Linked DNA regions of Homo sapiens: region 2 is linked to region 1. Evidence: chromatin loops called from intact Hi-C (ENCODE). Cell type or tissue: MCF 10A. All regions are shown on one strand. Links, peaks and the distances in the headings refer to the core of each region. The heading gives the core; the rest is flanking DNA. Region 1 has its middle 26 kb from the start of MTNR1B. Region 2 has its middle 110 kb from the start of SLC36A4.

What was found. A loop is a pair of places that touch in the nucleus more often than their neighbours do. Peaks named below come from ENCODE experiments on the same cell type or tissue, not always from the same donor. Only the 100,000 strongest peaks of a DNase experiment are listed, where the experiment ranks them.
Region 2: a loop joins it to region 1, with 11 times the contacts of the local background. A loop is called at or near these places in 2 of 110 quality-filtered maps.

What each region holds. Positions count from the first base shown.
Region 1 is chr11:92,935,710-92,952,003 of GRCh38, reverse strand. It overlaps the pseudogene SNRPGP16. Among named protein-coding and RNA genes, the nearest start is that of MTNR1B, 26 kb to the left of the region's middle. In MCF 10A, for the core only: a CTCF peak has its summit at 9,852; a DNase peak (open chromatin) is centred at 9,823.
Region 2 is chr11:93,082,698-93,098,991 of GRCh38, reverse strand. No RefSeq gene overlaps it. Among named protein-coding and RNA genes, the nearest start is that of SLC36A4, 110 kb to the left of the region's middle. In MCF 10A, for the core only: no CTCF peak of the experiment used is centred there; a DNase peak (open chromatin) is centred at 9,321.

The sequences.
Region 1 (16,294 bases), core at 5,654-13,653:
AGGCATGAGTATGGGACTTCAGTCATGCCCCCAGCACATATACCTGGGGACAATTGTTTCAACTCATTTTGTTCCTGACTAGCTGTCTTACCCATTATCTTCATATTCTTGGAATTTGTGATACAAAGAACAATGTATAGACAATTAACAGCTTATCCACATGTAACTGCTGCTGATTGAAGTGTATTTCAGAGCAACTTGAATCTATGTTCCTGAGCTGCAATCCTCAAGCTTGGCTCAAATACGCTCTCTACTTATATTAAATTTGCTTCAGCTTATTCCTTTCAATTTGACACCTGTAAAGCAAGTGAGCATGCTGTGCCCTGCATGACTCTACAGTGAAGAGATGGACAAGAGGCATTTCATTTACTTTTATCAATGTTATAAGCTTATTGCTCAATCTGGAACATTTTATTGGCTGCTGGTGCTTTTCTGTAAAATACCCATGGGAAGGTTTTCAGAACACAGGAAACTGTTGCCAGCATAAAAGAAGATAAATTATAATTTGTTCTCCATAAATATTGCAAGATCACCACCATGTATATGAGGAAGAAATTTTTTTTCAAAGCATTTTCACCTGTATTATCGTATGTAATATTCACAAAAACCATGTTGGCATGTTTCTCCATTTATATATTTTATTTTATCTATTCCTGAGACAGGATCTCCCTATGTTTCCCAGGCTGGTCTTGAGCTCCTGGCCTCAAGCAATACTTCCACACTGGCCATGCAAAGTGCTGGGATTACAGGCATGAGCCACCATGCCCAGCCTGTCTCTCCATTTTTATTGATCCTCCTGAAGGACAGAAAATCCAAGTGATTAGCCCAAATCATTCAGTCAAAGGCACAGACAAGTCTTAAACATCTGTCTCCTGACTCTCATCCCAGTTCTCTTTCCTCCAGATTCTGCACATTTTAATAAATTGCCCTTGAGTCAAATGAAGTTCATGAAACACATCTGAGATTTTTCAGTGAATCTGTTCCATTATGATGCCTTCAACATATTGTTTAGAACTCACCATGCTGACATTACATTATGGCACCAAGAGGGAGGCAATGATTACTACGAAAAGAGCTCCTCAGCCTGGGCAACATAGCAAGACCTCCATCTCTACAACAACAACAACAATAATAATACAATTAGCTGGGCATAGTGGTGTGCCCCAATAGTCTCAGCTACTTGGGAAGCTGAGGTAGGGGGAACACCTGAGCCCAAGAGTTTGAGGTTACAGTGAGCTATGATCATGCCACTGCACTCCAGCTTGGGTGACAGAGCAAGACCCTGTTCTGAAAGAAAGAAAGAGAGAAAGAAAGAAAGGAAGGAAGGAAGGAAGGAAGGAAGTAAGGAAGGAAGGAAAGAAGGAAAAGAAAGAAAGAAAGAAAGAAAGAAAGAAAGAAAGAAAGAGAAAGAAAGAAAGAGAAAGAAAGAAAGAAAAGAAAGAAAGAAGAGAGAGAAAGTGAGAGAGAGGGAGGGAGGAAGGAAGGGAGGGAGGGAGGAAAGAAGGAAGGAAGGAAGGGAGGGAGGGAGAAAGAAACAAAAAAAGAGCTTTTGTGTGTACAAACTTGGCTCGAATCAGATAACATCCTGAATTTAGAGCAGCTGAAATGATCATTGCTGTCAATAAAATGAATACCTACAACTCTAAGATGCAAGAACTTCTCAACGCAGGGTCCAGTTTTAAAACAAAAATAAAAACAAACAAAAAACATTTACCTATATTCTCAAGGGCAAATATTATTTATACACCTTTGTCTTGCCAGCGCCTGGCATGGTGCCTGGCACGTATCTAGCACTATCTGCTAGATAATAACAGTGATAGCACACTCATGTTTAAAAATATAAAAAGTAGTAAATTCTCTCATGTTGCTAAATGTAGGGAGACCCCCTGAAACTACTTCTATGGAATAAAAGATGAAATGCTCCTGATTATTGTAAATAAAAAATTGCATGCAGGATTGTGTAAAGACAATGCCAGGTTGGACTGCCAGAACGAGCCAACAGCACGTGATGTGCTTCCCCCTGCAGAGAGCCTATGAATGGACGTGCAATCAGGGAGGTTTCACATCACCAAGATTCCTATCCCAGAAAAGCAGATGTTCATAGCTCTAGGAATGGAATGCGACCTTTGTGGAGAGCCTATAAACGGACGCATGGTGGGGTGCCTGTCCATAGGGATAAGATAGGGCTATAAATGCCCTCATCTTGCCACGGCTCTTCTAGGCCTCTTGAGGGTTAAGGCATACTCCCTTCTGAGAATTTCTGGTCTAACCGGTTGTCTAGCTTCACGTCCTGTTTCCATGGATTGTTTGTAACCAGCTTTTGTTGCAACTGTTACTGCTGATTAATATCTTGCTAATCATAGGTTATGGAAAGATTGTGTTTCTGTTTTAAGCCTCTGTTAGAAATTACTGATGCACACACTATATCGTAAATTCTTATCTCTGTATACTGTACTTCTACATACTAATGTACTGTACTTCTACATACAAATGTTATGTTAAAGAATTACTTCATCCCCATGTGACCATCTCACCTCATAATCAAATGACCCTAAATCCCTCACTAACCTACCCCCTCCTCACTAAACTTAATAATACATGCTGGACATAACCAGTGCATTGTTGGCACTGCGGGACCAGAAGGCGGTGACCCCCTGGACCCAGCTTTCACTATCTTGTGTGTGTCTATTATTTCTCAACCTGCTGATCTGCCTGGGAACAAAGAGAGAGCCCCATTGCATTGCGGGCTGCTGGCCAGATCCCGCAATATCTGGCACCCAACATGGCCTTCTTTGTTCCTCGGCGCAGTGCACTCTGAGTGCAGTTTGTGATGACTAGTCTTCAGTCTCAACGGTAAGGTCTCCGGGTATGGTTTTTCCGACTCTCCCCTCTTCTCAGGTTTGTTGACCAGTAATATTCCAGGCTTATTATGGGACAATCACAGTTTAAACACCAGCCTTATCTGTCTTTTATTAAACTTCTTCTTAAACAGGGTGGAATCAAGGCTGATTCCAATAACTTTATTCTCTTATTTCAGACTATTGAAAAACATTGTCCTTGGTTTCCTGACAAAGGTTCTATGGACCTGTTAGACTGGGATCGAGTTGGTGCCACACTCTGCCAACTCAAGAGAGAATGGTGTTTTACTTCCTATTTCTGTTTGTACTGACTGGGCTCTCATTTGTGTTGCTTTACTTCCTTTTCAGTCTGGTGGTCCTCTTCAACTGCCAGAAGTTAATGCAGATGGTGAACTGCTCCCTTTACCTCGGGTAGCTGACCCCCCTACTAGTCCTCTTTCTGATGATGAAGAAGAATTCGATCTCTCCTTGTTTTCTCCCCAAGAGGAGGAACCTGGTGATGATCCCCTCCCTCCGCCTCCTATCATGGAAACTGTATATGTTAACTCTTCTTCTACTAAGCTGTTGCCCCCTCTGCCAGAGGAGGACATGCGGCATTCTTCTGAATGGTCTGTTTCTCGTTCCTCTTGTCCTTTTGGACCTCTCCCCTTTTCTAAGCCCACTGTTTCTTTTGATGCTCCGGGACCCCTTCTTTCAGAGGCTTGGAACCCTGCTTCCCCTCAGTCCGCATCCCAGCGCCCTCACTCTCCTTCTCTTCCTCTGTCCCTGCACAATGGATGCGTGAGTCACCTGTTTAGGTAGAGCAGTGGCCACTGTCCAAACACAAGTTGGAGGCTTTAATTGAAATTGTTAATGATTTACTACAAGCAAACACTACTGAGCCCTCATTGTCTTCATGGAACTCTCCTGTGTTTGTTGTACAAAAAAAGTCAGGAAAATGGAGGATGGTAACAGACTTAAGAGCTGCTAATGCAGTTATTAAACCTATGGGGGTGTTACAACCCGGTATGCCCTCCCCCTCCATGATTCCTAAGGAATGGCCTTTAATTATCATTGACCTTAAAGACTGCTTTTTCCATATTCCTTTAGACAAGTCAGACTGTGAAAAATTTGCTTTCACTATACCTTCCATTAACAATTCAGCTCCCGCAGCTAGATATCAATGGAAAGTTTTACCTCAAGGAATGATTAACAGTCCTACTATTTGTCAGTTGTTTGTCGGTACTGTGTTACAACCTATCCAACAGACTTTTAAAAATAATTACATTCTTCATTATATGGATGATATACTAATTGCTGCCTCCACTAAAGATGAATTAATTCAATGTTTTACCTCTTTAAAATTAGCTGATGCCAATGCAGGACTCCACATTGCTCCTGATAAAATTCAACAAGCCACTCCTTTTCTGTACTTAGGAATGCAGCTAGAAGCTCACTCCATTAAGCCCCAAAAAGTCCAACTTCATACTGACAATTTAAACACCTTAAATGATTTTCAAACATTACGAGGTGACATCAATTATCTCAGACCAACCCTAGGCATCCCTACTTATGCATTATTTCATCTATTTGCCACTTTATCAGGAGATACAGATTTAAACAGTCCTTGCTCTCTATCTGAGCCAGCAAAACAAGAGTTGTCTTTTGTAAAACAAAGAGTGAGAGAGGCACAAGTCTCTCATATTGACCCAAATTTGACTTTACAATTTTTAGTTTTTCCTTCCATCCACTCTCCTACGGGACTTATAGTACAAAATGATTCTCTAGTTGAATGGGTATTTCTTCCTAATTCAGCCTTTAAAACTCTTTCAATATATCTTGATCAAATAGCCACTTTGATTGGGTTAGGATGTCAACATATCACTAAAGTTTCCAGCTTTGATCCAAACATTATTGTAGTCCCTTTGTCAAAAAATGAAGTTAAAAATGCCTTTTCTACATCCTTGTGCTGGCAGACTAATCTGGCTGACTTCATTGGCACTATTGATGATCATTTGCCTAAGTCAAAATTCTTTCAATTTCTAAGAAATACTTCCTGGATTCTACCAAAACTTACTCGTTCATCACCACTAGAGACAGCCATTACCATTTTTAGTGATGGATCCAGTAATGGAAAGGCAGGGTATGTAGGACCAAAAGATAAAGTCATTTCTACTCCATACAATTCTGCTCAAAAAGCTGAGTTGTTTGCTGTTATCTCTGCATTACAGGATTTTGATCAGTCTCTTAATATTTTCTCTGACTCAGCATATGTAGTGCATGCCACTAAGGCAATAGAAACAGCTACCATCAAAAATATTACTGACACTAATCTGTTTTCCTTTTTCTCTTTGTTACAAAAAACTGTCTTTGTTACAAAAAACCGAAACCACTCTTTTTTCTTCACTCACATTCGTTCTCATACTAATTTGCCTGGACCTTTATCCAGTGGTAATCATAAAGTTGATACTCTAGTTTCTCTAGCCATTACAGATGCAGAACAATTTCATCAACTCACTTATACTAATGCCAGAAAAACATTTCTCTGGTAACCGTCCTACAGTAAACCAAGGAAGAGAAGTATGGTGGAAAGATGTTCAATCTAATATATGGTCAAAAAATTCTATTTTAACGTGGGGAAGAGGTTATGCTTGTGTTTCCCCAGGTGAACATCAATCTCCTGTTTGGATTCCTGCTAGACACATGAAATTGTGTCCTGAAAATGCATACAACAACGAGACAGAGAAATTTGCTGAAAAAGCACCACAGCAAGAAACAACTAACACATCCAATCGTCAAAAAGAAGAAAATGACCACGCTAACTCCTTTACAACAGACAATCCAGTCAGCCTTCCTGAACAACTTGTCTCCAGAGATCCAGGTCTGGCTCAACCTCTGCCTCCTCCTGATGACACTGATCCTTCTACCCTCTGTTGCCCCACAGACTGTTAAAAACTATACACATTGGGCCTATATTCCTTTTCCTCCTCTTATTCGAGCCATGACATAGATGGACGCTCCTATCGAGGTCTATGTTAATGATAGTATTTGGATGCCTGGTTCTGTAGATGATCGTTGTCCTGCCCAACCTTCAGAAGAAGGAATCCCTTTCAATATCACTTTAGGTTTTAGGTGTCCACCTTTGTGCCTGGGACCCACTAATGGATGTCTCTCATTAGATATTCAAACTTGGGCGGTCACACTACCATCTGGTCACTCTGTCCCTCCTTTGGGACACTTGGTATCAGGGCTCTCATTAAAACCTCTAAGGCAGATCAAAACAGAAATCACTGAATATATTCACACAACCCAATATAAGCCTTTAGGACCTGCATGATCTCTCAACTTGTCTTCAAATGCTGACAAATTAATATGGAAAGATTGTGTTAGCTCAGAAGGAACTGTGTTATTTAATTCTTCTCAGTACACCATTGTTGACTGGGCTCCCAAAGGTCATATTACTAATGATTGCTCTCAAGGTCACAAAGATTGTCAACATTTTCTCTATGATATTACTTATCAAAAAAGTAGTGACAACCCTCCCCTGTTATATCGTAGATTTAACTCCTTTTTTCCTCTTAAGTGGAAAGGGGCAGGGGTTGCCCCTCCAAAGCCAAGGCTCATTGTTCTGCACTTAGAACCTGAACATTCAGAATTATGGAGATTAACAATAGCTATGACTGGTATGAGAGTTTGGGCTGGAGAAAGTGTTATAAGTAAATCCACCTTGTCACCTCAAAATATATATACTATCTATATGGAGTCCAACAAAACTATATCACTTAAAAGTTGTGTTAAACTACCATATACGTTATTAGTAGGAAAGATGCATGATAGTTCAGAAACCAACATAATTACCTGTGTTAATTGTTACTTGTGTATTTGTATTGACTCATCCTTTAATCAATATCATAGTATTTTAATAGTCAGAGCCAGAGAAGGTATTTGGCTCCCTGTAGCCTTACATGGGCCTTGGGAATCTTCCCCCTCTATCCATGTTATTAACAATATTCTACAGAAAATTCTTAAAAGGAGTAAATGATTTATTTTTACATTAATTGCAATAATAATGGGCTTGATTGCTGTAACTGCGACTGCTGCTACTGCTGGAGTTGCATTACATCAATCTATTCAAACTGTTCATTTTGTGGATAAATGGCAAAAAAATTCTACTCAGATATGGAATTCTCAGTCAGGTATTGATAAAAAATTGGCTAACCAAATTAATGACCTAAGACAAACTGTTACATGGATGGGAGATAAAATTATGAGTTTAGAACATAGATTACAAATGCAATGTGATTGGAATACTTCTAATTTTTGTACAACTCCGTTTCAATAAAATGAGTCTGTTTACAATAGGGAATCAGTAAACTGTCATTTACAAGGAAGTGAAGATAATTTAAGTTTAGACATAAGCAAGCTAAAAGAACAGATTTTTGAGGCCTCACAAGCACACTTAACTGCTTTACCTGGTGCTGAAGTTTTAGGTGGTATCTCTGAGGGATTATCTAATCTCAACCCCATTCAATAGGTAAAATCTTTGGGAGGATCCACTATCGTTAATTTTGTTTTGTATATAATTTGTGCTATTGGTTTATTGTTCATGTGTAAAATTGGAAAAAATATTCTTCAATCCAATTGTGATCAGCACCAAGCTATGATTGCTATGGTTCATTTAAATCAGAGAAAAGGGGGAGATGTAGGGAGACCCCCTGAAACTATTGCTATGGAATAAAAGATGAAATGCTCCTGATTATTGTAAATAAAAAATTGCATGCAGGATTGTGTAAAGACAATGCCAGGTTGGACTGCCAGAATGAGCCAACAGCATGTGATGTGCTTCCCCCTGCAGAGAGCCTATGAATGGACGTGCAGTCAGGGAGGTTTCACATCATCAAGATTCCTATCCCAGAAAAGCAGATGTTCATAGCTCTAGGAATGGAATGCGACCTTTGTGGAGAGCCTATAAACGGATGCATGGGGGGTGCCTGTCCATATGGATAAGATAGGGCTATAAATGCCCTCATCTTGCCACGGCTCTTCTAGGCCTCTTGAGGGTTAAGGCATACTCCCTTCTGAGAATTTCTGGTCTAACCGGTTGTCTAGCTTCATGTCCTGTTTCTATGGATTGTTTGTAACCAGCTTTTGTTGCAACTGTTACTGCTGATTAATATCTTGCTAATCATAGGTTATGGAAAGATTGTGTTTCTGTTTTAAGCCTCTGTTAGAAATTACTGATGCACACACTATATTGTAAATTCTTATCTCTGTATACTGTACTTCTACATACAAATGTACTGTACTTCTACATACAAATGTTATGTTAAAGAATTACTTCATCCCCATGTGACCATCTCACCTCATAATCAAATGACCCTAAATCCCTCACTAACCTACCCCCTCCTCACTAAACTTAATAATAAATGCTGGCATATCCAGTGCATCGTTGGCACCGTGGGACCAGAAGGCAGTGACCCCCCCTGGACCCAGCTTTCACTATCTTGTGTGTGTCTATTATTTCTCAACCTGCTGATCTGCCTGGGAACAAAGAGAGAGCCCCATTGCATTGCGGGCTGCTGGCCAGATCCCGCAATAGCTAAAGAGGAACACAAGTATTTGCCTAAAGTTTTTTCTCTATGTGCAGAGTATCTGCATTTTTTGAGATGCATGGAAGTTATAATAATTAAGAGCAGTGATTTCAAAACCCAGATTTCTATAAAAAGTCTGTGGCAATTTAGGCTTTCTCTAACCCTCTCTTCAAAACCCTTCCAGGTTCCATCCACTGCCTACACTCCTACATTTCTAGATATCACTTCTAGGTACCAAAATCTGTATTAGGTACCTATTGCTGCCTAAGACTGTCATCATAAAATTAGCATCTGAAAAGAAGAAACACTTACTATCTCACAGTTTCTGTGGGGCCAGAATCTGAGTGTGGTTAGCTGATGTCTCTGGCTCAGGGTTTCTCACAAGGCTGTAATCAAGATGTTGGATGGGGCTGCGGCCATCCCAAGACACATGGGGGAAAACCCTCTTCCAAGCTTCCAAGCTCACTCACCTGGTTGTTGGCAGCTCACAACTTGACAGCTGGCTTTCTTCAAAACAAAAGAGTAAGAGAGTGAGAAAGGTGCTGAAGACAGAAGTGACAGCCTTTTTGCAAGCTGGTAAGTAAGATACCATCACTATTGAAGTAGTCTCTATTGGGCGGCAGTCACTAGGTCCAGCCCATACCTCCCGGCGGAGGGATCACGCAAAGGCATGAACACCAGAGGGCAGGAGTCATTGGGGCCATCTGCCACATTTACCTTCTTACTACGCACACCTTCCATTCTTTCCTTCCTTACCTCTTCCCTTCCTTCCTCATTCTCTCTTCTTCCTTCCAGGGCTTACTGTAAGTCTACAGTGGCCCGGGAGCTACACCAGGCATTGGGAATGCAAAGCTTATGAACACTGAGGTTTGCAGCCCAGTGGAGAAGAAAGGTCCAGTAAAATAACGTTTTCCAAGCTTCAGCCACTCGCTGTTTTGGCCATGTACATGGGCTTCTTAAATCTTTTCTAACTCAATGTTTTTCTTTAAAGTGATGGACCTTTAAAATATGGCCTCATCCTAAACTCATGGTTTTTGACTTTGACTGCCTGATGGCGTCACCTTGGGAGACTATTTAACCTGGAGATGTAGGGGATGTGGTTGACACCGGGCATCCCGTTCTCCCACCCCACACTTGCTTTACCATGTACTTATGCCCACCACAGTTGGGAGGTGACAGCTTACCTGGGGAGGAGATCCGTTCTTTTGCTCTTTGGAAACAGACTCCAAGCTTTGCCCCGTATTATTCCTCTGTTCTACCCTTCACAATATCCCCTGCCCTTACCCCTTTTCTGAATATTCATCAACCAAAGGGCAGTGCATCAGTGAAGGACAAATCTTCACAAAAAAGATACTTCCCGTTTGTTTTATTAAAAAGAAACGGAGCATTATTGTGGGCACTTGCGACTCCCAGTGGTAGAGAAGGGAAAATACATTCAGTGATGTCGGGGTAGGAGAGAAGGGAAGGAAGCATCTTTCACCAGCTCTCCGGAGCCTTTGCTTACACTACAAATGCAAAACAATGTCTCTAGGGGGCTAAAACAACACACACAAATAAGAAAACACTTCCACCTCTCATCCCTTATCCTCCGCAGTTTTATTCACATCTAAGTCAGGTAGCAATAGTCACCTCCACCAGTACAAACACAGCCAGAAGCTATAAGTGTCATGTTGTTCCCTCATCTTGCCCTTGGCCTCTTGGAGCTTAAGGACTGTTAATGACCACAATCCACTGAGACCACCCCTACTCCTGCCTGCCGAACACCCTCAGTGCTGTTTAAAAGCTCAATCCATGAGCAGCCACCTATGCCAGGCTCTGGGCTAGCATTGAGTGGAGTGGAGCAAAGGTGAGCCAGCTGCCCACTCTGTTCAGGTCATCTGTCTGGATGTCCCCTCCTTTGTATTTACTGATTCTGCCAGGCAAGAAGTTGAGGAGATTTATTCATTTCATTTAACAAATAGTAACTCACTGTCTACTGTATGTCCTGCATTGTTTCAGGCAATGAACAAAAAAGGCCTTGCTCTCAGGGAACTTACATTCCCAGCTACTGAACCTCATGTTCTTGTCTTTACTTAACCCCTGGGTCCCAAAACCTGCCCAAATGGAAAGAAATCTTAGTGATTCTCCAACTCCTGTCCCCTGTAAGTGAGGTTACTGAAGCCCACTGAGGTAATGTGCCCGGCCTGAGGTCACAGAAGAAGACACAACAGACTCTAGACTAGATCCCAGCGTCCCAGCTAGAGATAAATGTCAAGACACTCACAGCTGTGGGCACAAAGCTGTCTGTCTGGAAGCATTTTGGGAAAGTTAGAAACCTAGTGAGCGAACATATTTTAATACATCAATTTCATCAACTGGCGAATGAATCAGGTAAAGAGAAGTAATTATATCTTTTGGTTAAAAAGCAAAGTACTCTCAGGGACTCACAGACTTCTTATGAGACTGTCTTTTCTGCCTCCCTGAGTTCAGGCAGGATTCATCTAGAAGCATCCTCTGTGGGTGAGGGGAGCAGAGGCACATGGCACAGCGAGAGGCTGCCCAGTGTAGCAGAAGCTTCTCCAACATCCGCCCAAGTACCCCTCCTGACCAAAGGGGCTAATCCATATCTCAGGGACCTGAGGAGATAGTCCTATGCTGCAGGAGGAAAAGCAGAATTGAAGTCTCATATTTTACTATAAAAACCAATATGAGTGTTGCATTCTGAGGCACTAATATATCACTATGCTTAACATAAAAATGATATTTTTACCCAAATATCTGAATAAAATAAATTCTGTAGAAGGATACACCACCTTTATGCAGAACACCTTATCCATTACCCCTGGGCCTAAGAGCCTCCATTTTGAGAAGCACAGACCTGGTTCCAAACCCAACTCTGTCTGTGGAATGCTAGCAAATTAACTTACTGCCCTGGAACTCAATTTTCTTATCTGTAAAAGCAACACAAAGTTGTGAGCTCTAGAGAGAGTAAGGACCACTGAGAATGGTAATACCATTGTCAATACAGAGTTTTACAAGTTACCAAGCATTTTCCATGTGTTACCTTATTTTCATAGGAAGAGAGCAGATCTGGAAGCCAGTTAATCTTGGCTTTGCCAGAGTGGCTCTGTTGGTCTTGGGCAAATGGAGTAACTTTTGTGAGCTTCCACAGCCTTATTCATGAAAGAGGTGTCATAATGACGCTGTGGGTTATTGTGATAACTAAACACACATAAGGTGTGCAGGCTTCAGTAAGTGGCACATCTCACTAGTGCCTGGAGCAGCTGCTGTGAGTGGGTGAGAACACCAACCCAAGTCAGACAGGCTTGACTCTCACTAACTGGGTGTCCTTGGGCAAATCACTTAACATCTTTGTGTCTCAGTTTCTTTTACCTGTTAAATAAGGATGAAAATAGTACCTTCTTAGAAAGTTGCGAAGATAAAATGAGTTACTATAAGACACACTCACAATAGCTGCTGGCTCAGAATGTTGAGTATTCCAGTAAGTACCTGTGCACAGTTGGCTGGCCTTATCATTGGCCTCTTTGGTTAGGAAACCAGAGGCTTAGAGAGGTTCTCCTCCATCAACATGACTTCTCTTCCCCAAGTGGAAGATCTAGTATTTGAACCCAGATTCCCTGATTCCAGAACCAGTGGTCTTTTTCACCATGCCCCACACAGGAGTGGGGGTTGCACGTCCTATAGTAGTTTATCTTCCACTGCAAGCCTTGAATCACTCGGGCACACACATAGAGGTCAATGCCCACACAGTGATGCCAAATATGAATAGCAGAGATTCTCAGGTTACTTACTTCTAGTTCATGAAATAATGCATTATTGCTTCCTGGAGAGGTCGGAGAATAGAAAAAAACCTCTGTGCCCCGTGACTCTAATGGAATTTCTGTCGGAGATGAAGCAACCTTCTCAGTTACCTTAAGATGTTAGAAGAAGCCAACATTATCCTGATACTATATGGGCCCAGCAGAGTTGTAAAATGTAAAAACTGTGAGAGATCACAGATTGTGTCAATGAAAGAGAAACCTAGGCTTTTACAGAATTAAAGTTAGTTTCACTGAGTCTTCCCTCAGATGGCAATCCAGGTGAATCTTTCAGTTTTGGTTAGACTGCTCCAAAGCAGTGTATGAACCCATAACTTACGTATTAGATGGTGGAGGTTCTACATGTGCTCAGAAGTTACATTAAAGCAAAATCTCATCAAAGCCTGGGTGTGAGAGCACATCTGATTATAGATTGCAGAGGGAAAATCATTAATACTGTCAGACGTTACGTACAAGAAAAGGCAAGGGCTGAGATCATTGAGCTTATCTTTTCTAAAAAACACAGTGATTCAGGTAAGAGACATGAAAACCTGAGGCATGGCTTCTTCACTGCAAGGGCTGGCTGTGAGACTGGCCAGAGGCAGATGTTTGCTACTTCGTCTCATAATTATTTTCTCCAAATAATAAGGAAATTGAGGTCTATGGCTCTTAGACCCCTTGACCTACAAGCTATATTTGTTTGATCTATTCTATTTAATAACCAGAGGCTTCCTCATTTGGGCCCCACCATGCATCCTCCCCCACTCAAAAGGGAAAAACAAACTGTTTTTCTTTACTCAGTTACTTCACTTTTGACACCAGATGTGTGGGTTTTTCACATCAACAATTCTCCAATCCTCTGTAGGCATTAACTGGGTGTCTTACAATTTAATTCTGAGAGTTAGCACAGACCCCACCACTAACGGGCTCAGCCCCACGAGATGGCCCCCAACTTCAGATACCAATTGCAAGCACAAGGTTGTTACCTGTACTTCTGAGCAACTAGCCATAAATCAACGGTTCCCATGACCTCCTCCTTGGGTTTAACCATTTGCTAGAATAGCTCACAGAACTCAGAGAAATACTTATGTTTACCAGTTTGTTACAAAGTTATGGAGCATGGGCAAGACATGGTGGCTCACGCCTGTAATCCCAGCACTTTGGGAGGCCGAGGCAGGTGGATCACGAGGTCAGGAGATGGAGACCATCCTGGCTAATACGGCGAAACCCCGTCTCTACTAAAAATACAAAAAAATTAGCCGGGCGTGGTGGCGGGCACCTGTAGTCCAGCTACTCCGGGGGCTGAGGCAGGAGAATGGCGTGAACCTGGGAGGCAGAGCCTGCTGTGAGTCAAGATCGCGCCACTGCACTCCAGCCAGGGCGACAGGGTCAGACTCCGTCTCAAAAATAAATAAATAAAAATAAATAAACAAATAAATAAATAAATAAATAAATAAAGTTATGGAGGATGTAGATGAACTGCCAGATGAAGAGGTACATAAGAGGTATGTGGGAAGGCTACAGATCTTCCATACCCTCCCAGGATGCACCATGCTCCAGGTATCTCCATGTGTTCAGCAACCTGGAAGCTCTCAGAATCTGTCCTTCTGAGTTTTTATGGAGGCTTCATTTATGTAGTGCCGATTGATTAAATAATTGGCCACTGGTGATCAACTCAACCTTCAGTTTTTTTACCCTCCCTGGAGACAGGGGGCTGAAAGTTCCAACCTTCTAATCACATGGTTGGTTTCCCTGCCAACCAACCCCCACTCGCAGACACTATAGGACACCGTAGCCAAAAATAATTTTATTTGCATGCAAAGAGACATTTATCCCTTTGGAGACTCCAAGGATTTTAGGAATGATTCCAAGGGTTTTAGGGGAGGATGAAAATAAAATTGTATATTTCTTAGTACATAGCAATATCACACCCACCTATTTAACACTACCACCTACCCTCTGTCATTCTGTGTCCAACTTTTTTGACTATTACAAAAGTTTATTTAATAAAAAGTTTAATATGAAAATGTACACGATCTAATTTTTACATCATAGAGAACAGACCCTTTGGAGAGGGGACATGAATTCCTCTGCTGGATAGCCATTATTTAGACTTGTTCCAAGGCTTTTAACGTGATGATACTGTTTCCTCCTATTTCCACTGTTCTAATATTGTTCTGTTGCCCACTAATTGCCATCTTCACACATTCATCTATCATAAGATTCATAAAATGACTGAATCCCCACAGTATTCCTTGGACACATCTACCACCATTTAATTTCAGTGACAACTTGTCCATAAGTTTTTTCAACTTGAGAGAGTGAGCTTTGTTCATGGTGTCTACTGAGCAGGCTCAGAGATGCACTGAAATGGAATTTATGGCCTCCATCACACTTCACAGATAGGCCCAGTGTTTAGTGTCTGATGTCACTCATTCTATTAGCCAATTGATCGTGGGCCTGTGTCCAAAATTTCAAGTCTTCTCCTTTGCCTGCAAACCTCCAAGCTTCCCTCCTCCCTTGCTTTCTCCAAGCCCATGACCCCCTTCCTACTACACAGAGAAAACAGAAGCTATCATAGGAAATGCTCATTGCTTCCACAGACTCACCTTCTACTGTGTCAACCCCTCAATCTGTCCTGTTCCTGGAGAAGAGAGGCTCTCTTCCTAGGCAATGTCTGGGTCTCAGCCTGCCTTCTTGAGGAGCTTACACTATATTAATTTTATCTGTTCTCTCGTAAATCTGTATCTCAGACTCTCCTGGCTCCTTCCAATAAGCATTTGGGCAAGTTTCCACCTCTCCCTCTTAAAAACCTAATAAAAACCCTCCTTGATCTCATATCCCCCTTTAGCTACTTCTTTACCTCTTTTGTTAGTGACCAGGTTCATTCTGCCATCACACAGCAATCCAATCACTGTGATGATGGATTTCTGCCTAAGAGGAAAAATTGTATTCACAACACTGTAATGCAAGGAAGCAGAAGAACAAATCTCCAGCAGGCCTCCCCAAAAATAGAGCTTGGAGATGCTTATGAGAAAGAAAGCAGGATGGTCTAAAGAGTTGGAAAAGATGATTGGCGGGTAGGAAAGGTGAGGTTGTTGGGATTTCTGCAAGCATAATTGAGCTACACAGTTCATCACATGACATGTGTGCAGAAAATGGCAGTGTTAGCATGATCTGAGGGTGGAGTTTTTGGCTCTCTGACATTGAAAGGTCATTCTTTGGTCACCTGCACAGGCCCAGTTGAAGGATCAGTGGTCTCAACCAGCTTGAACTGGAGAAGAGCTTCCCCCCTATAGTAACAGTTGCAGCTTTTTTTTTTTTTTTTTTTTTTTTGAGACGGAGTCTCGCTCTGTTGCCCAGGCTGGAGTGCAGTGGTGCGATCTCAGCTCACTGCAAGCTCCGCCTCCTGAGTTCACACCATTGTCCTGCCTCAGCCTCCTGAGTAGCTGGGACTGCAGGCACCCGCCACCAAGCCCGGCTAATTTTTTTTTATTTTTAGTAGAGACGGGGTTTCACCGTGTTAGCCAGGTTGATCTCGATCTCCTGACCTCGTGATCCACCCTCCTCAGGCTCCCAAAGTGCTGGGATTACAGGCGTGAGCCACCGCGCCCAGCCTTTTTTTTTTTTTTTTTCTTAACAGAGTCTCACTCTCTGGCCCAGGCTGGAATGCAGTGGCACCATCTCGGCTCATTGCAACCTCCTCCTCCCGGGTTCAAGCGATTCTCCTGCCTGAGCCTCCTGAGTAGCTGGGATTACAAACACACACCACCACACCCAGCTAATTTTTGTATTTTTAGTAGAGACAGGGTTTCACTATGTTGGCCAGGCTGGTCTCGAACTCCTGACTTAAGGTGATCCGCCTGCCTTGGACTCCCAAAGTGCTGGGATTACAGGCATGAGCCACCACGCCTGGCAAAACTTTTAAATAATTAAAGTTAGTTTTATTCAGAAGGCTTCCTGAGGATTATAGACAGAGGCCGACAGCCCAGGAACAGCCCTTCTGCTCTGTCAGAGGTTCTGTCAGACCGCTGTGACACAGGGCTTCAGCCCACTGTTTAGATACAGG
Region 2 (16,294 bases), core at 4,336-12,335, 150 kb before region 1:
AGGAGAGAGAGAGAGAGAGCGAGTGCAAGAGAGAAGGGGGAGAAGGGAGGTGTTAGGAGTGGCCACTTAGGCCCATTTCTTTAGTATGGATATGTGGGGAAGGTATCCAATATTTGAGGCATACATATACCCAAAACTAATTTCTTATTTACCTGAAACTCAAATTTTGCTACATGGTCTATATTTTTATTTCTTATTCCTGGCAAACTTACATGGGGTACTCCAAAGGAGTCTGCTACAGGGGCCAAGGAAGTGATAGTGATTAAACAGTGTTATTTTTGTCTTTTACTCCAGGACTCAAATGTCAGCTTTACCATTTATAATGAGTGTGAATCATGTAATCTTCTGAGTGTTAGTTTCTAAATGGGAATAATTATTTTATTAAATAGAAATAATTAAATAAGACAATCATTTACATCCTGCTTTGCTCCAGAAAAACAATAGGAAATGTAGTAGTGAATAACAAAGGTCATATGAGTATGTTACAAATCTGACCCTACAGGGCTCCAGATTAAAGATCCTATCAGGTAAAATAAAGAAGGCTCCTTAAAAACAGTTAAGATTCAGTTTAGTCTGTTTTCTGCTGCTATAACAGAATACCACATAGTGGATAATTTCTAAAGAAAGAGATTTAGTTGGCTCATGGTTCTGGAGACTGGGAAGTCCAAGAGCATGGTGCCGGCATCTGATGAGGGCCTCTGTGCCCCATCATGGCTTGGTACAAGGGCAAGTGAGTGTGTGAGACAGAGAAACAGGGGCTGAACTACATCCTTTTATCAGAAACCCACCCTTGAGATAATTAACCCACTCCAGAGGTAATGGCATTATGACTTCTTGACCTTATGAACTCTTATAGGTCCCACGTCCCAATATCCTTACATTGGCAATTAAATTTCAACATGAGTTTTAGAGGGGATGTTCAAACCATAGTACTCAGTAATTTTTAGTTCTATTGCAAGCTGCACCTACCCCTTGCTCTAATCTACCCTTATATAATGAACAATACCTATGTCTAACCCATTATTTTTTCTGGGGGCTTCTAATCAATACCCTGATAAATACTAATGAATTATTAAATGCACTTAATAATGTATCTAGGAGTGATGGCAACCATGTTCTTTAAAAATATGGCTAAGAATTACAAAGAAAATGTAAGAACTCTTAAGGTAATGGAATTGTGAGGGATTTTTTCTCTGTAATTTCATTTATGGTTAATATAATATTTTATGTGTAATAACTATAAATTATAAAATACATTTTGGGGGGCATTGTAGGGATCTGTACTGTTTGTTCAAAAAATATATTTTGTGCAGTCTACATGGGAAAAGGTTTGCAGCAGTTTCTGTCAGTCAGTAACAGCTAGTCTGATGAATAGAAATGAAAAAGTTGTCAAGCCATGCGATGCCATTATTTATGAAAAAGACAGACCTGGCAGCCCTAAGACCTGGAGCTGGAAAAAGGCAGGTCTTTCCTGAGGCAGCTTATAAAATCTGAGCAAACACAGGCTGCAAGGTGAGAAACCTCACATTTCAGTCACTCTGTCTGTCGCAAGAACGGCAGTGTTTTGGCTGAGTATTAGGAAGAACTGAAGCCAGGGACTCAAACGACAACAGGACTTAACTCTATTTGTCTCAAGGTTGTGGTGAGAATAAATGAGTTGATGTAAATACTGCTTAAAACAGACAATTACAGAGCAAGCCTTATATAAGTATTAGCTATTATTATTATTATTATTATTATTTCTGTTTCTGACTTCATGTCAATCTCATTTTCTGTTTTTTTCCCACATAGCAGGAAATACAGCTACTGATAGCTTTGGGGTTTTATATGTTATCATTTGCTTTGCTGAAAAACGTTTGTCTTGATTTCTAAATCCAGTTAGAAAAATTCCACAAGTCTAAGGGTAAATTAGAAGAAAAACGACCCTTGTAGAGACTGACAATCAGATCAAAATCAACTGGTTGATCAAGGATCTCCTAATCCATGAAGCTGTTAAGGTGATCTTGATTACTAGTGTCACTTGGCATGTTTTCAGAAAACACAAACAAAAATTATCTCTGGAGGAAGGTAAAGTCATTGTAGGCATTAAAATATTATTCAAAATATATTTTTTTCAAATTTTATGTCTGATACATAAGCAATGATAACCAGCTATTCTCAAACATGAGATAACAAGAACAATCATCAATAGAAACAATAGATAATACTGATAGACTGGCAGAGGCTCCAAACGCTAGAATTATTTGACACAAATTTTAAAATAAATTATGCTTATTACATTTATGAAGATAAAAAGCAAGTTTGAAAGTTTCAACCAAAAGCTTGGAAACTACAAAAAGTGACATAAACATTTTGAAAGGACTTCTGCTTTTGGGTAGGATGAAATAACTGGCAGCAGACCAGCACTCCCACCTAGAACAATTCCTACCTAGAAAACTTGGGTATAATTTAAAAAACATCTCTTCAAGGCAGTGGAAAGCTGCTGAGACTATGAGAATTAGTGGGACTCAGACTGCAGGAAGGAAAAACCTTAGCTGAAGGAAAAACCTTAGCTGAGGCGGCTTCTGCAGCCACTTTTATCCTAGAGGCATGTGTTAATTCTGAGCATTTGATGTGCAATTCGTGAGGGTTGTTGCAAGGAAAGAAAGAAACCAGCAGAGAGATGTCCTCAAGCACATACTAGTTTTTCCTTCAAGACATTTGCTGAATACTAGGGATACATGTAGTAGAAGCCTACAAACTTAAGTGGGAAAACTTTTGAAATATAGAGGATAGTTTTTCAGCAATTTTGTAAGATAAGGAGACCACTCCAACTCTAACCTTGTCTTATAAAATTGCTAAAAATACCCAAAGCTGTTAGCTGAAAAGCCTAGAAAGCCAAAGGCAGGTGTTCCTAATTGGATTAAAGTGATAAACAACCTCTCCATGTGCCCAGTGGAGGGATAAATCCTTTCTAGAGAAGGTTCTGAAGCTTCAACACAGTTATATATACCATGTCTGGCAATAAAAAAAAAATTATTAGGCAGGTCAAAGATAGGGTCCTATGTCTAAAAACCAAGAGAAACAGGTCCACAAATGGTCAAAATATCTGAGTTAGCCAACAAGGATTTAAAAAGGAACCTGATTTATTTATGCGTGTGTGTGTGTGTGTGTGTGTGTGTGTGTGTGTGAAGAAAGGGAGAAAAAGAAAGGCTGAAAATGTTATTAAATAATTGAAATATAAGAAAAATTAAATCAAAATTCTAGAACTAAAAATATTATAAAAACACTAAATTAAATTTCTGTACTTTATGGTAAGAAAGATTGAAAATTCAGTGGTTATGTTTGACAATAGATTAGACACAGCTGAATAGAAAATTAAAGAACTAGAAGACAGTTCAGAAGAAATTATACAGAGTAAAATATGAAAATAGAAAAGGATGAACAATACAAAACAAAGGATAAGAGACACAGCAGAGACAGTGAGAAGGTATACTACTATATGCTTAAATAAATTTCCAGAAGGATAAATGAGAAAAAAACCCCACAGGACAGATGCAATATTTGAAATGATAATGGCTGTGAATCTCCCAAACAGATGAGTGACTTCAATTCACAGATAAAAATAAGTTCCACAAACTCAAGTATGGTAAATAAAAAGACACCTCAAAATGAAACTGGCAAAATTCCAAGACAAGTAGAAAATCCAAAATTAGAAGTAAAAAAGGTCACCTTTAAAGGATCAACTATTAGACTGAAAGTTGCCTTTTCAAGAAAAACAATTCAAAGTCAAAATAGGGAGATTTTGCAGAAAGAAAATAACTGTCAGCCTGGATTTTCATACCTAACAAAAATTTCCTCCAAGAATGGAAGTGAAACAAAAGACATTTAAGATATACACAATTGAGAGAATTAATCAGCAATAGACTTTAAAGGCTGTTCCTCAGGCAAAAGGAATATTATCCCTGAAAGAAGCTTATGGATACTGGAATAAAAAATGAACAGTGAAAAAAGGCAAATATATCAGTAAATCTACATGAATAGTGCTTTTACGAGACAACAATAATAATAATATATTGTGACATAGATCCATATGTTAGTAGAGAGGAAGGCAGAAAGAGAGGGAAAAAAGGAAGAAGGGAGGAAGAAAAAGGAGGAGGCAGAGAAGGAGGAGGAAGAGAGAGAATTTTAATATAGAATTTTAATATGAAGTATAATTTTATACTTCAGCAGAAGCATAAAAGTTGAGAGAGTAAAGTTATGTTAAGCTCCTTGCTTTATTAAGGAAAAGGGTAAAAATATCAATTCATATTTGATTTTAGTAATTCAAGAATTCATATTGTAGAGACTAGTAAAAGAGCCTATCACTTTCAAATGAACACAGAAAAACAACAGAAATTATAAGAACTAATCAATCCCCCCAAAAAAGGCAAAAAAGAAAAAGAAAGGAACATAGAATAGGGAGGGCAAACAGGAAGTACATACACATGTATGTACAAATAAATACTGAATACATATAAATCCATGTGTATCAGTAATTATTTTTAATGCAACTACCTTAATTGATCAATTAGAGGGCCAAAAAATTTTAGACATTAAAAAAAAACCAGAATCCAAGCACATGCTGCTTACAAATGACACACATCAAATATATAGACACAGAAGGTTGAATGTAAAAGAATAGAAAAAGACGTGGCTATACCAGTATCAGACAAAATAGATTTTATGGCTGAAGGCATTATTAGAGATGAAAGAGGCACTTCATAATGACAGAAGGTTCAACTCACCAGGATAATATAGCAATTCTAAATTTACGTGGATGAAATAACATGGCTTCTAAATGTATAAAGCAAACATTGACTGAACTACAAAGAGGAGCTGACAAATTAATAATTACAGTGGGAAACTTAGCATACCTCTCTCATTAACAGATAGAACAGACACCAATCATTAAGGCTATGGAAGATTTAAAGAACATGATAAACTTAACATAATGAACATATCTAGAACATTGCACCATGACAGCTGTAGATAGACTTTCTAATGAGTTGTAAAGCAAGCTGCCACAAACCTCAAAGAGTGGGAATCACACAGCATACTTTTTACAACAATTTAATTAAGCTAGAAATCATTAATAAAATATAACTAGATAGTTCTTTTATATTTTTAATATATTTCTAAATTTTTAAGGTGTCAAATTTTGAAATGCATAATAAAAATTGTACGTATCGAAACATTGGAATATAGTAAAAGCATGCTCAAAGAATAGTGTTTGCTTTTAAGTGCATGTATTTGAGAAGATGAAAAGCTACAAATTAATGAGCTCAGCATTCATCTAAAAAAGTTATAAAGGAACTGCAAATGAAATATTTAAAAAGTAGAAGAAAGGAAATAATGACAAGAACAGAAATTAATGAAATAGAAAAAAAGTACAAGTCAACAAAGCCAACATGTTTTCTGACAGCCCAGAGGGAAAGGACTTAAAACTTGCTAAATATTTGGTCTGCTAGGACTTTAAAAAATGCTCTCTAATTTAATTATTTTTAATTTCTTTATTGAGATACAATTCACATACCATAAAGTTCACTGATTTAAAGTGTACAATTCAGGCCAGGCGCGGTGGCTCACACCTGTAATCCCAGCACTTTAAGAGGCTGAGGCGGGTGAATCATGAGGTCAGGAGTTCCAGACCAGCCTGGCCAACATGGTGAAACCCCACCTCTACTAAAAATATAAAAAATTAGCCGGGTATAGTGATGGATGCCTGTAATCCCAGCTACTTGGGAGGCTGAGGCAGGAGAATTGCTTGAACCTGGGAGGCAGAGGTTGTAGTGAGCCGAGATTGCGCCACTGCACTCCAGCCGGGGTGACAGAGTGAGACTCTGTCTCAAAAAACAAACAAACAAACAAACAAACAAACAAAAACAAAAATACACACACAGGGTTGTGCAACCATAATCACAATCTAACTTTAGAACATTTTCATCCTCACAAAGGAACCCTATACTCCTAGGTAGTCACTCCCCATTCTCATTTACTCTCCCCTTCTCTGCCCAGCCCATGGCAACCACTCATCTACTTTTTCTCTATAAATTTGCCTTTTTTAAAAATTTCATATAAAATGAATCTTACCACAGGTGGTCTTTTGTGACTGCCTTCTTTCACTTAGCGTAATGTTTTTGAGATTCATCTATGTTGTGGTACATATCAGTACTTTATTCCTTTATGTGGCTGAATAATATTCCAAAATATGGATATACCACATTTTGTTTTTCTATTCATCAGTTAATAGAAATTACCTTGTTTCTACTTTTCAGCCATTATAAATAATGCTGCTATGAACATTCGTGTCTAACTTTTTGTAGATATATGTTTTTATTTCTCAAATTGCAAGGGTTCTTTATTTATTCTAGATATGAGTCCTTTATTAGACTTACTAGCTAGCAATTATTTTTTCCCATTCTCTGGGTTGTCTTTTCACTTTCTTGATGGTACTGTTTTCTACAAACATGAAATTTTAAAATTTTGATATAGTCCTAAGAGTTTTATAATTTTAGCTGTTATATTTAGGTCTGTGATCCATTTTTAGTTCACTTTTGTACATAATATAATATTTACTACAGCTCTGTAAGATGGGTATTTTTATCTTCCTTTTATATGTAAGATAACTGAAACTCAGAGTCTAAATGAATTCCCATGATCAAACCCTTATACGTTGAAGCTAAGATTCAGACCTAAATTTTCAAACCAAGCTGAGACACAAAGTTCACTAAAGCACAAAGCCTGCTTAACATTTCTAGCATTATAATATCTCAGTTATTTTGGAATACAAAGCATGCCTGTATTCTGTGACGAGATCAGATGGAGAAAATGTTGGCATTGTTTCAAGAATATAATAATTTAATGAAATCCTATTTCATTAGATGCTTAAATTTAAAAAAATAGGTTTTTGGCAAATATCTTCTAAGGCTGGAGTTCATTAAAAGGACGCATACTGTGAGGTGAAAATACATATCAGAGGACCAACTAGACTCTCTAGAGCATAGTTAATGAATCCCATAAACCACATCTCATTACACTTTATTTCTTAATTAAATGCTACAGAAACTATTAAAATACACATTTTCTACCATAAAGCTAGCAATATCACTAATATCAAAGGACAGTAAATAGATTTCTTAAACCAGCTGCTTCATGGTATCAAGTAACTGATGTCTTCTCTGGGTGAAGAAAACTCAAATAGAGCATAAACAAAAAATAGATACTGGCAGAAAGAAGAACAAAAAGTGGGAGAGAAGGGAGCTGTCACTTATTTTTGAGGGTGAAAGATGTGAACAATGTTTGTCTATAAAACTGTCAGCCTGAAATGATAGTCAAATGACATAGCTGTTTGCTGGAGAGTTTGTTGGAGAGTGTCAAAGCCCACTAGTTCAGACTACTACAACAAATTACCCTAGACTTGATGGCTTAAGCAGCAAACATTAATTTCTCACAGTTCTGGAGACTGGGAAGTCTAAGATCAAGGTGGCGGCGGATCTGGTGAGGGCCCACTTTTTGCTTTACAGACAGCTGTCTTGTCATTGTACCCTTGTGTGGCAAAGGGAAGAGAGAGAGAGAGAGGGAGCAAGCTCTAGTGTCTCTTCTTATAAAGGCGCTAATTCCATTCATGAGGGTTCCACACTTATTACTTAATTACCACCTAAAGATTTCACCTCCTAATACCATCACATTATCACACTGGAGGGTTAGAATTTCAACATACTAGTTTTCAGGACACACAAACATCCATCTATAACAGTCTAGTATAAAGTACAGAGAGAGAAGGAGAAAAGGCAAGGGGGTAGGAAGAGATGCACAGGTGATGAATGCTTTCTTTGGTATAGAAAATCTAACTATTAAGCCCTCAATTCCTGATGTGGAGATGACCTAGAAATTGCACAGCAGTTTAGACAACACAGAGAATAAACTGAAATTCAGCCTTCCAATACATTTCCCAAGTGATAAATTTGAAGTACCTGAAATTACTTCACTGGAAGAAAAAATTGACAATCATGGAAGGAATGGACCAAGCAGGGTGTACTGACATTACAAATGCATTGGCAAGGAAGTAAGAAGAGAATTTTGCTTTTGGGTTTCTAATACATGAACAGCATGATATAAGCATGTAAGACAAATTATTCAAAAGTAATTTAGTGAGGTTTTTGCAACTACCCTAGAGCAGTGGCAGTCAAGAAATGCTTTGCTGTTGTTGTTGTTTTAAAATAAGCATTAAAAATGCTTACTTTTAAAAACTTTTATTTTATTTTTTTAGAAACGGGGTCTCACTTTGTCGTCTAGGCTGGAGGCATGTGATGATACAGTCATAGCTCACTGCAGCTTCAAGCTCCTGGCCTTAAGTGATCCTCTGCCTCAACCTCTTGAGTAGCAGAGACTATAGGCACATGCTACTGCACCTAGCTAATTTTTTTTTGAAGAGATAGGGTCTTGGCTGTGTGTGGTGGGTCATGCCTGTAATCCTAGCACTTTGGGAGGCCAAAGTGGGTGGATCGCTTGAGCCCAGGAATTTGAGATCAGCCTGGGCAATATAGTGAAACCCCATCTCTACTAAAAAATTCCCCCCAAATTAGCTGGGTATAATGGTGTGTGCCTGTAGTCCCAGCTACACAGAAGGTTGAGGCGGGAGGATCACCTGAGCCTGGGAGGTCAAGGCTGCAGTGAGCTGTGATTGCACCACTGCACTCTAGCCTGGGCAACAGGAGTGAGACCTTGTCTCAAAAAAAAAAAAAAAAGAAAAAAGAAAAAAGAAAGAAAAGTAAAGAAATACTGGGTCTTGCTATGTTGTCCAGGCTAGTTTCAAACTCCTGGGCTTAAGCAATCCTTCTGCCTTGGCCTCCCAAAGTTCTGAGATTACAGTGTGAGCCACCGCACCTAGCCTAAAATGTTTTAAATGAAATGATGGAATAAATAGATGGCAGTTATTTTGTTTTTAAGGTTTGGATTGGCATAAAACAAAACAGAAAATTGGCAACTATATATCATTTCTCAAAAAAAAAAAAAAAAGCAGCCAAACTGTTATAGGTCGAGTTGTGTCACTCTCAAAAAGATGCTGAAGTCCTGATTCTCAGTAATTCAGAATATGACCTTATATGGAAATAGGGCCTTCACAGAGGTAATCAAACTAAAATGAGGTTATTTGGGTGGGTCCTATCCAACATGACTGTGTTCTAACAAAATGGGGCAATTTGGATATAGAGAGACACACGGGGAAGGAAAGCTATGTGAAGACACAGAGAGGTTGCCATCTACAGGCCAGAAAGTGCCTGAGACTATTGGAAACTAGGAGAGAGGCATGGAACAGATTCTCTCTCACTGCCTTCAGAAGGAACCAACCCTGCTGACACATCAGTTTCACACTTCCAGGCTACAGAACTGGGAGACAATAGATGTCTGTTGCTTAAGCCACCCAGTTTGTGGCGCTTTGCTACGGCAGCCCTAAGAAACTAATAGACAAAGAAGAAACACTGTTGGTGCCTGAAATCTTCAAGTCTGGGGACCACCAGATAAGCAGCTTCTAAAGAAAAATAAGATAGTCCTATTTTTCAAGAAGGAAATCGGTCAACCTCAATGCAGTCCCTGCCACATACCAGGCACTCGGCAAGATTTGGTTTTACTTGTCATCTCATCTAATTTCCATAGCAGCCTCCAAACATTTGTTATTAATCTGATTCTTATGGATGAGGACATCAAAGCTCAGAGAGAAAAATTTGACCTTGTTCAAAGTCATACTACCAGTAAATGGTGAGTCTAATTTTAAAAATAATAATAGGTAATATTATGGAGCATTTCTTGTAACTCATTCATACATGCATTTACATGTACTGACTAATTCAATCTTTACAACAGCATTGAGAAATAGCATTCATAAACATTTCTCATTTTAGTCATTTTTTAAGTTTATTTTTAAATAGAATTATTGTCAAGGAATTTTTGCCATAGATATCTTGTCAATTCTTTCTTAGATTAATTCCTTGAGACTATAGTTTTATCTCTGTTGTAGCATTTTCCAGTTGCTTGTTGCTTGTAAAGAGGAATGTTATTAATTGTTGTAAGTTGTATAACATTGCGGTTAAAGCATGGGCTTTAGAACCACACTGTCTGCAATCTCACCCTTTACTCTGTGACCTTGGACAAGGAGTTTAATCTCAGTCTTGTGCCCATTTACTTTATCTGCATAATGGAGATTATAATAATAGTGTCTATCTCATGTGGTTGTTATGAAAATTAAATGAGTTAACACATTTAAATCATTTAAACAGTCCTGTCTTATAATAAAGATTAGCTCTCGGTATTATTATTTATTGCTATGATCTCATTTTGCAGGTGACAAAGCCTGCAAAATATACATTTTTGCCTTTTTTAGCCAGAAACAGAGGCTTTCAAATCAGGTAGGCCCGGGTTTGAATTGCAGTTCTGTTCTGTCACTAGTACACACCTACTAGCTGTGTAACATTTGCAGACTTCTCTAGGTCTTGCTTTCCTCCACTGGGGGATTTTAATTCTGTTTAAGAATAAACAAAGTTTTGTGTCCTTTCGGAGTTTTGAAGATTGCCCTAGCATATTTATTTTGAACTAGTACAGATGGAAGATGACAAAATGACTATTATCTAAAATACCAGAATTACTTTGAGTTTGTTATAGTGTTAAAGAATGAGTTTAGCTTTAGGTAGGGAATGAGAGAGAAAGATAGAGATAGACAGACAAAGACGTACAGAGAGAGAGAGAAAAGAAAGCCCAATAAATTCATCTTAAGTTCAGTTATATCTATTGATAATACATATAACTTATTAGTGACTTCCTACAATTATTAAAATATATTTTACAAGCCTTGATGCCTAGTCAAACATAGATAAGGGCAGATTTTTAAAATAAAACAATTGAACATTACGAGAGTTTTCATTGGTTTGCCTTGACCAGGAGGAAAACATCACAGCCAGGAAAAATTGATAGAGAAGATAGCGTAACCAATTTAATCCTACTTGGGGTCAGCAAATGGATTCTAAATCTCTAGCTTTAGATTCAGCTACTTTGTCCGCCCTGGCCTTTACAGTATAGCATCTGTATAAACTAAGTGCTTTCAGGAGTACTTAGCTGATTCCCTTCTTCATGGGACATTGCTATTTTAGATCACATATTTTTCTTCTTCAAAGAGAGGCCTTATTTTATTCTCTTTTATACTTCATGGGGTTGTTATAGGGATTAAATAAGACAGTGTATGTAAAGTTCCTAGCACAGTGGCTGGCAATAAAAAAAAATAGATCCTACAATTATTATACTTCCTGAAAAACCAAAACATTAACTTTCTATCAGAAGGAAAATAGAGATGATTTAATTTTCGCTTTCAGTTCTTTTTTGTTTCCTGGAGAAATGTTTCCTTTCACTTCTCTATCTTGTTTTTTTTAAAGTCAGTTGGCTATGTCAAGGCCCTTGGACATTTTCAAAGCCTAATTTTCATAGTCTTATTTTCAAAGAATAAAACAGTGAATTTAAAAAGAGAAAACACAGACGAGGACCAAGAGGTATTTGAAATGGTATTTGACAGTTTGGTCATCAAAAACAGCAATGCATTTGATTCATTCCTGACTTGGGAAAATAAATGCCATTTATTAATGCTGGTGCACATTTGTTCTCTAGAAAAATCACACAAAAACCTTGGAGCACACAACTCTGTAGCTCCGCAGGGAGCCATCCAAGCATCTCTCTTTCATCACTTCTGGAGAAGTTTGCAAGGTTGTCTCCTGAGTTACAAACATGAAAGAATAGATGGCATACAAAGAAGTTCCACAGAATAATAATTCCTTTTATTTTGAATTAGTCCTTCAGAAAGGACCGCAGCCATCTCAACTTATTATGTAATCTTAACCAAACTATATATGTATGAAAATATGTATTTATATTCCATCTACATCTTAAAAGGATTTTAAAGTAGCTCATAATAAAGGGCTTTCAAAAATAAAAATAAAATCAGAATAGAAAGAAGATGATGTAGGAAAAAGACCACTACCATTCTCAGAAATAGCAGGGTTAATGTATTTAGCATACAGTTTTGTTGTAAACTTCCTGGAAGCCCAGGCAAAAAGGGAGTCTCATCAGAAAGAAAGTCGTTTTGCAAGCCTGTGTAAGTCTTGAGGAGTGGGGCTTTTTCGAGCCGCTGATGATTGCATGGTACTCTCTGCTACATCTTTTTATCCACTGATAAAACTAGGAAAGAAAAATTAAGCCCTTGTGATCCTGACTCCCAGCCATCCCCATGCCATTGGGCCACAGCACAGCCAGCCGAAGATGGACATAAAAAGGCATCATGTAACTTCTTAATGCAATGGCCTCACAACAGATTTGTTTTGTCCCTTTAGTTGAAGATTTCTTGGTTTTGTTTTGGCTAAAGTGAGTTGACCAGTTGCTTTGATGTGATTAGAACCAGCCTGTATCATTTTGGCCAACACTTCTGGTTGCATGTAACAGGAATACAACTTATCCCATCTCCCTTAATTCCCACACCCCCCAAAAGGTTTAGAATTATTATCATTTTTTCACATGAAAGGGGATCTGGAGCTGGGCAGAGAATGGGTCAGGCAGCTTCATAATGACAATAGGAATCTCGGCTTTTTTGCTTTTGTTCCACCATCCTTAGTGTGTGGCTTCTTGTCCCCTTTGAAAGCTGGATACTTCTTCTGCAGGCATGTGTCTGTGTTCCGGGCAAAGCATGAAAGATAAAAGAATGTAGGGATTTTTGGCGGGGCCCGGTGGCTCACGCCTGTAATCTCAGCATCTTGGGAGGCCGAGGTGGGCAGATCGGGAGGTCAGGAGATCGAGACCATCCTGGCCAACATGGTGAAAGCCCATCTCTACTAAAATAAAAAAAAATTAGCCAGGCATGGTGGTGCACGCCTGTAGTCCCAGCTACTCAGGAGGCTGAGGCAGGGGAATCGAACCCGGGAGGCGGAGGTTGCAGTGAGCCAAGATTGCGCCACTGCACTCCAGCCTGGTGATAGGGCAAGACTCTGTCTCAAAAAAAAAAAAAAAAAAAAAAAAAAAAAAAAAAAAAAAAGAATGTAGGGCTTTTTAACAAGCTTTCCAAGAGCTCGACATTCCTGTGTCTCTTATGAGCTGTAACTTAGTCACATGGCCACTCCTAATGACAAAGGAGCCTGGAGAAGAAAGTACTTTTAACTGGGTAACTTGACATCCCAAACAGAATTGGGTGTTGGTAAGGAAGAAGGAAAGAAAGAATGGATATTGGGTGTGCAATTAACAGTGTTGTCACACATTTCCATTTCCAGAGCTTACTGGTAGTAGAATCAGTGTAATAATTCCAGGTACTTTCCACTAGATCACAACTTGTGTGTACTTATTTTATATATCTTATTAGGATTTATGCAGAAATGTCAAGTTGGCATGGACTTCTGAAAGTTCTTAATATAGAACCCTATACATAGCCCTGAGAATTGTGAAGTTGTAAATGTTGAAACCTAATGAATGTCACAATCTACAGGAAAAGAAGAAATATTATAGGCGTATAGAGATCTTATGGGGAAACCTTGGTTAATTCACCTAGAAGCTGTCATTTTTCAGAGAATCAGAATCTCTGTGAGAGTCTGAGTGGTTACTGAAGTAAGGAGCCCCTGATGGGAGTACAGTCTCTGCCAGGGCCATAGACATCCTGTGACTCAAGTCAGAGGGACTGGGTTATGCATCAGGAAGCTGGCTCTCTTCGTAAGAATCAAGTTATGTTGCATGTGATTTCTAGCCCTGGAAGGAGCTTATAGAAACTCTTGGGAGAATTCTAGAAATGTCTCAAAAATTTAGGATGTTTTGGACATAAGATTAGCCTTTTGAATCAAAGGGGGGATTATTACAAAAAGAAGTATGTGACTGATAGCTCTCAGACATTTTGAAGGCAGAATGTACTCATCAGAACAGTACCTGGAAAAGATATTAAAACTGCCATGCTGGGGTTACAAGCATGAAGTGTGTTTGCCCTGTGATTAAAACTCATTACTGTTCACATCCTATGAATTGGAAGAAAAAAGACTGTTAATCAAAATGGACCAGTGGGATTTATCATCCTAGACTCTGTTCCCTATTGATTTCTTTTCTGGAAGAAATCCCCTAGAGTACAGATCCAAAGTTCCTCCAAGGAACTCCCATTCTTCTATTTCAATTTAATTTCCTTCCAACATTTTAGTGCCATATTAAATGTACATTTTTTAAAGGTTCATTTCATACAGATTCTATTGGTCTTTCCAATGCATTCTGTTTGCTTGTTGCCTGCATGTTCAGAGGCACCCCTGCCATGAAAAGTAGAATTGCAATCAGAGGATAAATCATCTCCATCATCACTTGTACCATAATCTGTATTTTATTTTCCTCCACAATTTCATCATAAGCAAAAGATCAGATATGTTAACATTCTTGATAAGCATCACAGTTCCTAGGAGACACTTTCAAAGTTCTGAATAGATATAATAATTGCCTGAGTTATATGTAATAAATATGTTCCGTTCTCTCCTTTGCCTTTGAGGGTGTTACCAATGAGCCTACATAAGTGCTAAAGAGTATATATATTCGTCAGGGGCCAGCCAAAAGACAAAAACCATGCCAGTTATTTTATAAGAGACAGAATTTAATATAAAGGATTGTTATCTAGGTATTAATAAATGCTAACTAGGTAACTAAAAAATCAAAAGGGAACAATAAGTTTTCAAGAAGTAGCAAATGCAGAAAGCAGCCCCTACCTGGGCGGGGAGCCAGGGAGGCTGGGGGGGAAGGGAGGAGGTTGAAATCACTAAAACCTAAAAGCTTGAAGAAGAACTCTGACAAGATATAACTTAGAGACTTCACCAGATAGTTGGTGGCCCCTCGTCAGAGGACTGGGTCTCAGGTCCTTAGAGTCTCTCTGCCAAGTACAGAAATGCCCCAATCAGCTGAGTAGCACACCCCATACCCCTTAGAGATCTAAGTGTAGTACAATAAGCCTGCCTCGGTGAATGTTGGAAAAGCTGCTGCTTCTGGGGAGAACTGCCACTGGTAGGGAAAGGAAGACAAGTTGCTGGGTGACACTGGCAGAAATCTGTGAAGGGAGGTGAGACTATGCAGAATAGTGGTTAGAAGAACCAGCTCAAGTTAGGAGAACTGCTTCATATCCCAGCTCTGCCATTTTCTAGCTCTGTGACCTTGGGCACATTACTTAATCATTGCTAGCCTCGTGTTTTCCCATACATAAAATAGGGCTAGTGTCCCTTATCTGTGACAGTCTGTGTAAAGTGCCTAGAAAATTACCTAGTATATAAGCCCAGTGCACTATGCTTGCTTTTGCTGTTAATAAATGCATGAGAATTTAAATCAATGGCTTTTGACCCAGGGTGATTTTATCCCCCAGGGGATAATTTGGCAATGCCTGCAGATATTTTTGATTGTCATGACTTGAGGGCAGTGCTACTGGCATCTAGCAGGTAGAGGCCAGGGATGCTGCAAAACATTCTACAATGCACACGACAACAAATAATTATCTGGACCAAAATGTCAACAGTGCAGAAGTTAAGAAACCCTGGCTTAAATAAAAACAAAAACTGTGTTCTAAGAACTACAAAGAAACATTAAGTCAGAGGGAGGAGAGTTCAGTGAAGACTAGAGTAGTCTGAGCACGCCATGGAGGAGGAGTGCGTGGAAGGATGAGTGGATTTGGACAGTGGAGTAAAGAGAACGTACCGGGCAGAGGATGACATGAGCAAAGGCTTGAAGGTGGGACCTTGTCTTTTTCTAAACTTTTATGATTCAGTTGCACATCCCAAACCATACAGGGACGCTGTGAATCACTGACTCAGAAAGGGAATGCCAAATATGAGTCTCCTTTCAGGTGGCTTGTAATTGAAATCTCACAACCATCTGTCATCATGAAAAGAAGAAGCTGCCTCTGCCGGACATATCCTTGTCTTCTCCATCCTGCCAATCAACCCTTTACACAGTCAAAATAACCTCAGATCGTGATGGGGCACACAGCAAATGCTACTACCTTTGCAGAGTCTTCCTCCAGGAACTTAATGACCTGACAGAGTAATGGCTTTCATAGCAAGCCAGTCATTTTGGCTAAACCGTAGATAGCTTGGCAAATCATCTGGGCTTTGTATGCCATAGTTGACCTCATTCAGATAACCTTATGCAGTTACTATAAAAAAAAGACCTTGATCACAGTCAAGGCTGGAACATACATGAATTTGCCTGAGAGCTGCCATGTTTTAGAAGGATGGAGAGAACATTC